Regions from separate parts of the Homo sapiens genome. Here region 1 is linked to region 2. The links are chromatin contacts, found by POLR2A ChIA-PET in ENCODE. All regions are on one chromosome and are shown on one strand. Each heading gives the region's core, a stretch centred on a gene start or an enhancer-like site at or near the end of the contact. The rest is flanking DNA. Distances are from core to core; before and after follow the strand shown. Region 1 has its middle 3.1 kb from the start of MIR1268A. Region 2 holds the start of TUBGCP5 (tubulin gamma complex component 5).

What was found. ChIA-PET counts read pairs that join two places held with the same protein, here RNA polymerase II (POLR2A).
Region 1: POLR2A ChIA-PET joins it to region 2 with 5 read pairs in CD4-positive, alpha-beta T cell. The contact joins the enhancer-like site here to the promoter of TUBGCP5 in region 2. POLR2A ChIA-PET finds 5 or more read pairs at or near these places in 2 of 52 experiments (CD4-positive, alpha-beta T cell and activated CD4-positive, alpha-beta T cell).

Annotation. Positions count from the first base shown.
Region 1 is chr15:22,219,607-22,224,936 of GRCh38, forward strand. No RefSeq gene overlaps it. Among named protein-coding and RNA genes, the nearest start is that of MIR1268A, 3.1 kb to the right of the region's middle. RefSeq lists a silencer at 1,703-1,872. Within about 2 kb of position 1,770, at least 4 of the 41 ENCODE cell types and tissues checked have a DNase peak (open chromatin) inside an H3K27ac peak, as active enhancers do; they include CD4-positive, alpha-beta T cell, where a contact is called at or near this core.
Region 2 is chr15:23,037,509-23,043,087 of GRCh38, forward strand. It overlaps TUBGCP5 (tubulin gamma complex component 5), which reads right to left and starts at 2,061. Exons shown (of 23, transcript NM_052903.6): 1 at 1,890-2,061. The coding sequence starts at 2,035.

The DNA of each region.
Region 1 (5,330 bases), core at 520-3,019, 820 kb before region 2:
AAAAAGAAAAACAAACTTGCAAACCTATTATAAAACAGCCACCCCCTGGCTGGGCACAGGGGCTCACGCCTGTCATCACAGCACTTTGGGAGGCCAAGGCGGGTGGATCACCTGAGTTCGGGAGTTTGAGACCAGCCTGGCCAGCATGGAGAAACCCCCATCTCTACTAAGAATACAAAATTAGCCAGGCGTGGTGGCAGGTGTCTGTAATCCCAGCTACTTGGGAGGCTGAGGCAGGAGAATCACTTGAACCCAGAAGGCAGAGGCTGCAGTGAGCCGAGATCTTGCCATCGCACTCCGGCCTGGGCAACAAGAGCAAAAGTCTGTCTCAAAAAAAAAAAAAAAAAGAAAAAAAGAAAAACAAATTTTCAAACCTGTTATAAAACAGCCACCCCCTTGGCCTGACGTCATGCCTCACGCCTGTCATCCCAGCACTTTGGGAGGCTGATGCAGGCCTTGAACTCAGGATTTTGAGACCAGCCTGGCCAACGTGGTAAAACCCTGTCTCTACCAAAAATACAAAAGTTAGCCAGGTGTGGTGGTGCATGTTTGTAATCCGAGCTAGCTGGAAGGCTGGGGTGGAAGGATGACTTGAACCTGGGATGCAGAGTTTGCAGTGAGCTGAGATCACGCCACTACACTCCAGCCTGGGTGAGCGAGTGAGACTCTGTCTCAAAAAAACAAACAACGGTCACTCCCAACCAACTCACATTAAACCGTTCTCTCAAGGGCTATGGATAAACAGTTCGAATTTTAAGAACACAGGCTGCCATGAGACATTTTAAATTTTTTTTGTCAGCAGAGGGTAGAAAGTTACAAAACTCAATGACAGGAAATTGCAAATTTCTAAGATTATAGTAGGCAAAATATCAACGTAATCTTTTTTTTTTTTTTTTTTTTTGAGATGGAGTCTCACTGTCTCCCAGGCTGGAGTGCAGTGGCGCAATCTCAGCTCACTGCAAGCTCCACCTCCTGGGTTCACAACACTCTCCTGCCTCAGCCTCCCGAGTAGCTGGGACTACAGATGCCCGCCACTACGCCAGGCTAATTTTTTTGTATTTTTAGTAGAGACGGGGTTTCACCGTATTAGCCAGGATGGTCTCGATCTCCTGACCTTGTGGTCCGCCTGCCTCGGCCTCCCAAAGTGCTGGGATTACAGACTTGAGCCACTATGCCCGGCCTTTTTTTTTTTTTTTTAAACACTTGTGAAGGTACACAGGTAAATAATCAGATTTTTTTTTTTTTTTTTTGAGACGGAGTCTCGCTCTGTCACCCAGGCTGGAATACAACGGCATCGTCTCAGCTCACTGCAACCTCTGCCTCCTGGGTTCAAGCAATTCTCCCACCTCAGCCTCCAGAACAGCTGGGATTACAGCCATGGGCCACCACGCCTGGCTAATTTTTTGTATTTTTAGTAGATATAGGTTCTCACTATGTTGGCCAGGCTGGTCTCGAATTCCTGACCTCAGGTGATCCGCCTGCCTTGGCCTCCCAAAGTGCTGGGATGACAGGCATGAGCCACCGTGCCCAGCGTAGATTTATTGGATTCTAAAATGCACAATTCTCTATGTTTCGGTGTTTCTGAAACCAAGGTCATCTCACCATCCACAGGAATCTTTAATAGTTTTTCTTTTTTTCCCCAACAGTTATTACATCACTGATGCATCTTAAAAGTCACTGGTATTTGAAAGTCAAGAAAACAGGAAACTCTCAAAACCAAGTTCTGAAAGCCACAGGGTGTTTCTGCTAAGCTGGCTGCGGCCTCCTGTGTATTTCGAATACCAGCCACAGTGTGGCGGCCACATCTCACCCAGGCAGGCCTCCATAACAGCTTCAGTACCAACTGAGTGGCGAAGTTACATATAAAAACCTGAAAGAGGCCGGGCACGGTGGCTCATGCCTGTCATCCCAGCACTCTGGGAGGCGAGGCGGGGGATCACGAGGTCAGGAGATCGAGACCATCCTGGCTAACATGGTGAAACCCTGTCTCTACTACTAAAAATACAAAAAATTAGCCAGGCGTGGTGGTGGGCACCTGTAGTCCCAGCTACTCGCGAGGCTGAGGCAGGAGAATGGCGTGAACCCGGGAGGCGGAGGTTGCACTGAGCCGAGATTGCGCCACTGCACTCCAGCCTGGGTGACAGAGTGAGACTCTGTCTCAAAAAAAATTAAAAAACAAACCTGAAAGAGCCAGTGTCCTTATACGAAGGCTGGAATGTAACAAAGACCCACCAAGAGTTTTGCCCAGGCCTTTCCTGGGCCTTGAAAATATGACAACGAAGGAATTCCTAACAGGACCTGTTTGGGTTTACGTAGTTTTACTGGGGATCTGAAAAACTCCCCTTATCTCGGGTAATCACCACAGCACCTGGACCCACCTACATTAAGTCAATTTACTGAGGCTCCAGAGAAAGGTCTTCAGGACTCAGACCTTTGTTATAGATTAGAAGAAGTTAATGCCTTTTTTCTTTTTTCTGAGGCCGAATCTCACTCTGTTGCCCAGGCTGGAGTACAGTGGCACCATCTCAGCTCACTGCAACCTCCATCTCCTGGGTTCAAGCAATTCTCCTGCCTCAGCCTCCTGAGTAGCTGGGACTACAGGTGCCCACGACCACACCTGGCTAATTTTTTGTATTTTTAGTAGTGACAGGGTTTCACCGTGTTAGCCAGGATGGTCTGGAACTCCTGACCTCAGGTGATCCACCTGCCTCGGCCTCCCAAAGTGCTGGGATTATGGGTGTGTGCCACCACGCCCGGCCCCGCTTATGTCTTTAGATGAATGCACACTTACACATAGGCATATAAAAGGTATATAAGCTCTGGAAAACTTTGTAATTTTGAGTCGGTCTGGTGATAATTTCCAGACCTTCTCCCTGCACCTGGTTACAGAAATAAAACCTATCTTCTCTCCCAGTTCATCCACATCTCATTATTGGGCCGTGAGAATAAGCAGGCTGAGATTCGGTTTGGTCTGGGAACAAGAGAAGTGACATTATCCTACCATAATCAGTTCTTTTTCCCTCTTTTCCTCTGTCAGGACATAGTATCAATAACAGAGAAGACAGTAAGACACTCACCACCTCATTAGCAAGAACGTTAATCCCCACCGCTCCCCTCCCTCACCTCCCAAAACCACTGGGAGGGCACTGCTGGGGTACACGTGGCCACGTCAGGAAACTGGAAGAAAGGAAGGCAGGGCTGGGCGCAGGGGCTCACGCCTGTAAGCCCAGCACTTTGGGAGGACGAAGCGGGTGGATCACCTGAGGTCGAGAGTTTGAGACCAGCCTGACCAACACGGAGAAACCCTGTCTCTACTAAAAATACAAAATTAGCCAGGCACAGTGGTGCACACCTGTAATCCCAGCTACTCAGGAGGCTGAGGCAGGAGAATCGCTTGAACCTGGCAGGCGGAGGTTGCAGTGAGCCAAGATCGTGCCACTGCAGTCCAGCCTGGGCAACAGAGCAAGGCTCTGTCTCAAAAAAAAAAAGAAAAAATTCTTACAGAGAAGAGGGTCTCGCGATGTTGGCCAGGCTGGTCTCGAACCCCTGGGCTGAGGCAATCCTCCTGGGTTGGCATCCCACAGTGCTGGGATTACAGGCCTGAGCCACTGCGCTCGGCCATCTATGGCTTTTTATCCCCACTATAAGACAAGGAAGAGGCATAGCTCAGGAGTGAGCTGAGTCGACACCAGGTGGCGCCCAGGTCCCGAGCCTGCTCTGTCCGCAATGCAGCCTTCATCCCCCGACCTGCACGTCCCCTCTCATCCCAGAGCACACCCTCCGGGGCCATCATCCCCCCACCCGCAGGGCTCACCCTCCAAAGGACCCCAGGGCCTGCGTGGTGGTCCGTGGACTCACTTACCAACCCTCCTTCTGCTCGGCCTCCTGAAGCCCTTGGATGGCTCGGAGGGCACGGGGACCAGGTACTAAAGGATAATGATGGCTACACACATGTCCCTAAGCTCACTACCTGGGGACGCCCTCATTCTGTCTCTCAGTCTATTAACAGGGGAGATGGAGCCCAGGAGCCCAGGAGACAGCTACACACACACACACACAAGCACACACACGTCCCTGAGTTCACCACCTGGGGATGCTCTCATTCCGTCTCTCAGTATATTAACGGCAGACAGAGCCCAGGAGATTGACGGCTACACACACACACACACGTGTCCCTGAGCTCACCACCTGGGGATGCACTCATTCCATCTCTATTAACAGGGCAGACAGAGCCCAGGAGATTGGTGGCCACACACACACACACACACACACACACACACACACACACACGTCCCTGAGTTCACCACCTGGGGACGCCCTCATTCTGTCTCTCAGTCTATTAACAGGGGAGATGGAGCCCAGGAGCCCAGGAGACAGCTACACACACACACACACAAGCACACACACGTCCCTGAGTTCACCACCTGGGGATGCTCTCATTCCGTCTCTCAGTATATTAACGGCAGACAGAGCCCAGGAGATTGACGGCTACACACACACACACACGTGTCCCTGAGCTCACCACCTGGGGATGCACTCATTCCATCTCTATTAACAGGGCAGACAGAGCCCAGGAGATTGGTGGCCACACACACACACACACACACACACACACACACACGTCCCTGAGCTCACCACCTGGGGATGCCTTCATTGTGTCTCTCAGTCTATTAACAGGGAAGACGGAGCCCGGGAGACTGACGGCTACACACATGCACACACAGACACACACACACACGTCTCTGAGTTCACCACCTGGGGACGCTCTCATTCCATCTCTCAGTCTATTAACAGGGCAGACGGAGCCCAGGATTGATGGCTACACACACACACACACACACACACACACACACACCTTCCTGAGCTCACCACCTGGGGATGCTCTCATTCCATCTCTCAGTCTGTTAACAGGGCAGACAGAGCCCAGGATTGATGGCTACACTCACACACACACGTTCCTGAGCTCACCACCTGGAGACGTCCAGCACTCCTCCCACAGCATCTTCGAAGCTCTCATTCTGTCTCTCAGTCTATTAACAGGGGACACAGAGCCCAGGAGAGGTCTCTGTCCCGCGCTGTCCTGGCAAATCTGGGTCCCGATTCTGAGTTCAATGGTGTTAAAAAATAATAGGCTATGTCCCCACTAAAGTCTAAATATAGCCAACCCCATTTACCCAGGCTGTGCACATCACAATTCCACTTGTAGAGGCTCCTACCACCATCTTAGGTCCATCCCCAGAAGGTCCATCCCACCCCCACCCCGCCCCCGTCAAGGTCTCACTCTGTCACCCATGCTGGAGTGCAGTGGTGCAATCTCAGCTCACTGCAAC
Region 2 (5,579 bases), core at 811-3,310:
TCTGAATAACATTTTTAAAGCCAAAAAATAAATACAAAGGAATCCCATTATACTGAGATACAGTTGTCAAATATTTAAAGAAGTTTAAGATATGGCAAGAAATGTTATTTATGAAAGTATTAAATAACAAGATTTAGCAGTAGGTCCAATTAACTACCATTAAAGTAACAGTAAACAACATTTACAAATATCTACAACTCTGATGTGAAAACAGTATGCGATTTCTACTGGTGATAAAGTCATAGGTAGGCTAATACTGCTATGGTTTGCTGCCTTCATTCATAATAGAAGGAGATGCTACTTTTCAGTTAGAGAAAAGTGAGCTTGCTCAGTGCAAGCTCCGCCTCCTGGGTTCGCGCCATTCTCCTGCCTCAGCCTCCCAAGTAGCTGGGACTACAGGCGCCTGCCACCACGCCCGGCTAATTTTTTGTACTTTTAGTAGAGACCGGGTTTCACCGTGTTAGCCAGGATAGTCTCGATCTCCTGACCTCGTGATCCACCCACCTCGGCCTCCTAAAGTGCTGGGATTACAGGCGTGAGCCACCGCGCCCAGTCCACAATTTTCAAGAATGTAAACATGAACTATTCATTTTTCTGATGGTTTAAAGCATCATAAAATTACAGCACAGCCTATGCAACTAATGTATATGTACATAGCATAGCCTATGCAAAAAATGTTTTCCATTTTTTAGTATCAAAGCGAGCAATCTGTACTTAAATAAAATTACACTACTGAAAAACACATGATTCTAGGCCAGTAAATGGGTGAATGGAACACCACTTTACCTATTATAATTTAGTTCCTGAAATCTGTGAATGAAAATAGTAACCTCCAACGTCTCTCCCAGCTCTAAAATGATGACAATCTGCCTACTGTCATTTAGAAATATTAGTAGAAAAATAACTTGGATTTCAGCATTTAAGTTTCTGTATTGTATAACCTATTTCACACATTGTTTATTTTTATAAGTTACACTTAAGAATTCAGTTTATTACTTCAGAAACTTGGCATGGTTTAAAAGAATCTGAAAGCCCCGTATTCCTATTATAAGCCAACTAGACACTTTATGGCTATGATCATTAAGGTAACTAAGATTACGGATTTTGAAAAACTGTTCATTATTCAAGAAGATTTTTACTGAAATTAAACAGGTAGAATATTAACATTAACATTTTTTTAGTAATAATTTCATTATGGGTAATGACTCTAAAAGTATTAATTTACATCTCCCATAAAGAAAAATAGGAGATCTCACTTTACGTAAATATCTAAATTCTGTAAGTCTTTAAAAATTAGTTACAAGAGAAACTGCATTAGAAATTGTATTAGGTGACTCAGCGTGCTACGTGCCAGGAGCTGTGCAGAGATGCAGCATTCTAGCTGGAGTGGAAGTGGAGGAGACAGTAATGACAGGTTAAATCAGTGTCATGACACGCGTTTTGGAAAAAGGAGAGCAGGGTGAGAGATCTTACACTGGGCTGACCAGGGAGCAGGAGTCAGTGAGAATACAATCTCTTTAATTTAAAAAAAAAAAAAATTATAAACATGGAGTTGCTACGTTGCCCAAGCTGGCCTGGAGTCCCGCCTGGGCCTCCCAGAGCGCTGGGGTTGCAGGCGCGCGCGCCGGCCGGCAAGAAACCCAGTTCACGCTTTCCCCGTGACGATCAGGACGCGTCCCGGGTAACACGCCCTGTGGTGCGCAGGGCACCGCGCCGAGAGCGCTGGCCGGCGGGGAGCAGGCGGTGGCAGGGCCTGCGAAGGCTCCCTGAGGCCGCGCCCGCCTCCGCCCCATGCCCTGCCCCAGCGCGCCCCGACCCCGGGCTGTGCGGGACCCACGCGCGGGCTCCGGGCTGTGGCCGGGAACCCGCCCGCGCGCCGTGCCCCACACCTGAAGTTGGACCAGGCGAAGTTTAGGGCGAGCTGGAAGTTGGGGTCTGCCTCGTCCTGGAGGCCGGCGACACCCCGGACGAGCTCCCGCACGTCGCGCTCCTGCTGCGCGTCCAACCGACTCCACGGTGGCCCGTGCCGCGCCATGTTCCGCGCTCCTGCAGCGCGCGTCTAACGAATTGGTGCCTGTCGCGCGAGAGCTCGGGCTCCTGCCGCAGTCGCCTCCGGAGCTGGCGGCATTCTCGCGAGAGTTCGCGCTCCCGCGCCGGGCGACTTCCAAGCCGACCGCTATTCTCGCGACAGTTCGAGCTCCGGCTGTGGAGGGTACTGCCTGGCGCTGTCCCGTGGTGGGGACTGGAGTGCGCATTTTCTGGTTGCCCGACGGTACGTTTTCTACTGTACTCAGAGTTAGCTGGTGTCATCGTGAATCAGATACATAAGGGTCTCTGGCCGGCCTCGGTGACAGTCAGTGATTTTGAGAGCAGCCCGTTAGGTGCCCGGTCAGCAAATGCATTGGGACCCGCCTTTCCAGGAACCCTGAACTGCTTACCTGCTGAACCCTCCCGGCCCTGCAGCTTCTCCCTCCAGTGATGGTCTCTGCGGATTTCCGTGCCCCATCCACACAACACAGTCACGCTACACACATCCATGCTACACAACCAGCATCAGCGAAGCAGCTGTCCCGACCCGCTAGTAGTGCCTGCTGGCCCTTGCCTCGCCTGTTCCTCAGGGGCGGCTTGGGGGACTTCATGACCCCACCTGGCCAGAGGTGCTGAGGGGGGGAACTTCATAAATGTCACCTGGCCAGAGGTGGTGGGGGAGATTTCATAACCCCACCTAGCCAGAGGTGCTGGGGGGACTTCATAACCACACCTAGCCAGAGGTGCCGGGAGGACTTCATAACCACACCTGGACAGAGGTGCTGGGGGGACATCATAACCTCACCTGCTCAGAGGTGCTAGGGGGTATCATAATCCCACCTGGCCAGAGGTGCTGTGGGGCCATCATAACCCAACCTGGCCAGAGGTGCTGGGGGGACATCTTAACCTCACCTGGCCAGAGGTGCTAGGGGGATATCATAATCCCACCTGGCCAGAGATTCTGGGGGGACATCATAACCCCAGCTGGCCGGAGGTGCCGGGGGGCGGGGGGAACTTCATAACCCCACCTGGCCAGAGGTGCTGGGGGGACATCATAACCTCACCTGGCCAGAGGTGCTAGGGGGTATCATAATCCCACCTGGCCAGAGATGCTGGGGGGCCATCATAACCCCACCTGGCCAGAGGTGCTGTGGGGCCATCATAACCCCACCTGGCCGGAGGTGCTGGGGGGCGGGGGGAACTTCGTAACCCCACCTGGCCAGAGGTGCTGGGGGTGACTTCATAAATGTCACCTGGCCAGAGGTGCTGGGGGGGATTTCATAACCCCACCTGACCAGGGGTGCTGGGGGGACATCATAACCTCACCTGGCCAGAGGTGCTGGGGGGTATCATAATCTGACCTGGCCAGAGATGCTGGGGGGACATCATAACCCCACCTGGCCAGAGGTGTTGTGGGGCCATCATAACCCCAGCTGGCCGGAGGTGCTGGGGGGCGGGGGGAACTTCTTAACCCCACCTGGCCAGAGGTGCTGGGGGTGACTTCATAAATGTCACCTGGCCAGAGGTGCTGGGGGGGATTTCATAACCCCACCTGGCCAGAGGTGCTGGGGGGACATCATAACCTCACCTGGCCAGAGGTGCTGGGGGGTATCATAATCCCACCTGGCCAGAGATGCTGGGGGGACATCATAACCCCACTTGGCCAGAGGTGCTGTGGGGCCATCATAACCCCAGCTGGCCGGAGGTGCTGGGGAGCGGGGGGAACTTCATAACCCCACCCGGCCAGAGGTGCTGGGGGTGACTTCATAAATGTCACCTGGCCAGAGGTGCTGGGGGGATTTCATAACCCAACCTGGCCAGAGGTGCTGGGGGGACATCTTAACCTCACCTGGCCAGAGGTGCTAGGGGGATATCATAATCCCACCTGGCCAGAGATGCTGGGGGGACATCATAACCCCACCTGGCCGGAGGTGCTGGGGGGCGGGGGGAACTTCATAACCCCACCTGGCCAGAGGTGCTGGTGGTGACTTCATAAATGTCACCTGGCCAGAGGTGCTGGGGGGGATTTCATAACCACAGCTGGCCATAGGTGCTGGGGGAGATTTCATAACCCCACCTGGCCAGAGGTGCTGGGGGGACTTCATAACCACACCTGGCCAGAGGTGCCAGGAGGACTTCATAACCACACCTGGCCAGAGGTGCTGGGGGGACATCATAACCTCACCTGGCCAGAGGTGCTGTGGGGGGGTATTATAACCCCACCTGGCCAGAGGTGCTGGGGGGTATCATAATCCTACCTCGACAGAGGTGCTGTGGGGCCATCATAACCCCAGCTGGCAGGAGGTCCTGGTGGGCCATCATAACCCCACCTGGCCAGAGGTGCTGGGCGGCGGGGGGAACTTCTTAACCCCACCTGGCCAGAGGTGCTGGGGGTGACTTCAAAATGTCACCTGGCGAGAGGTGCTGGGGGGGATTTCATAACCCCACCTGGCCAGAGGTGCCGGGGGGACTTCATAACCCCACCTGGCCAGAGGTGCCGGGAGGACTTCATAACCACACCTGGCCAGAGGTGCCGGGGGGGCATCATAACCACACCTGGCCAGAGGTGCCGGTGGGACTTCATAACCCCACCTGGCCAGAGGTGCCGGGGGGACTTCATAACCACACCTGGCCAGAGGTACCGGGGGGACATCATAACCACACCTGGCCAGAGGTGCCGGGGGGACATCATAACCTCACCTGGCCAGAGGTGCTGGGGGTGGGTATTATATCCCCACCTGGCCAGAGGTGCTGGGGGGGACGTCATAACCACACTTGGCCAGAGGTGCCGGTGGGACTTCATAACCCCACCTGGCCAGAGGTGCTGGGGGACATCATAACCCCACCTGGCCAGAGGTGCCAGGGGGGACATCATAACCCCACCTGGCCAGAGGTGCTGGGGGACATCATAATCCCACCTGGCCAGAGGTGCTCTGGGGCCATCATAACCCCACTTGGCCGGAGGTGCTGGGGGGCGGGGGGAACTTCATAACCCCACCTGGCCAGAGGTGCTGGGGGTGACTTCATAACTGTCACCTGGCCAGAGGTGCTGGGGGGGATTTCATAACCCCACCTGGCCAGAGGTGCTGCGGGGGACTTCATAACCACACCTGGCCAGAGGTGCCGGGAGGACTTCATAACCCCACCTGGCCAGAGGTGCTGGGGGACATCATAACCTCACCTGGCCAGAGGTGCTGGGGGGTATCATAATCCCACCTGGCCAGAGATGCTGGGGGGACATCATAACCCCACCTGGCCAGAGGTGCTGTGGGGCCATCATAACCCCAGCTGGCCGGAGGTGCTGGGGGCAGGGGGAATTTCATAACCCTACCCGGACAGAGGTGCTAGGGGTGACTTCATAAATGTCACCTGGCCAGAGGTGCTGGAGGGGATTTCATAACCCCACCTGGCCAGAGGTGCTGGGGGGGACTTCATAACCCCACCTGGCCAGAGGTCCTGGGGGACTTCATAACCCCACCTGGCCAGAGGTGCTGGGGGGACATCATAACTTCACCTGGCCAGAGGTGCTGGGGGGTATCATAATCCCACCT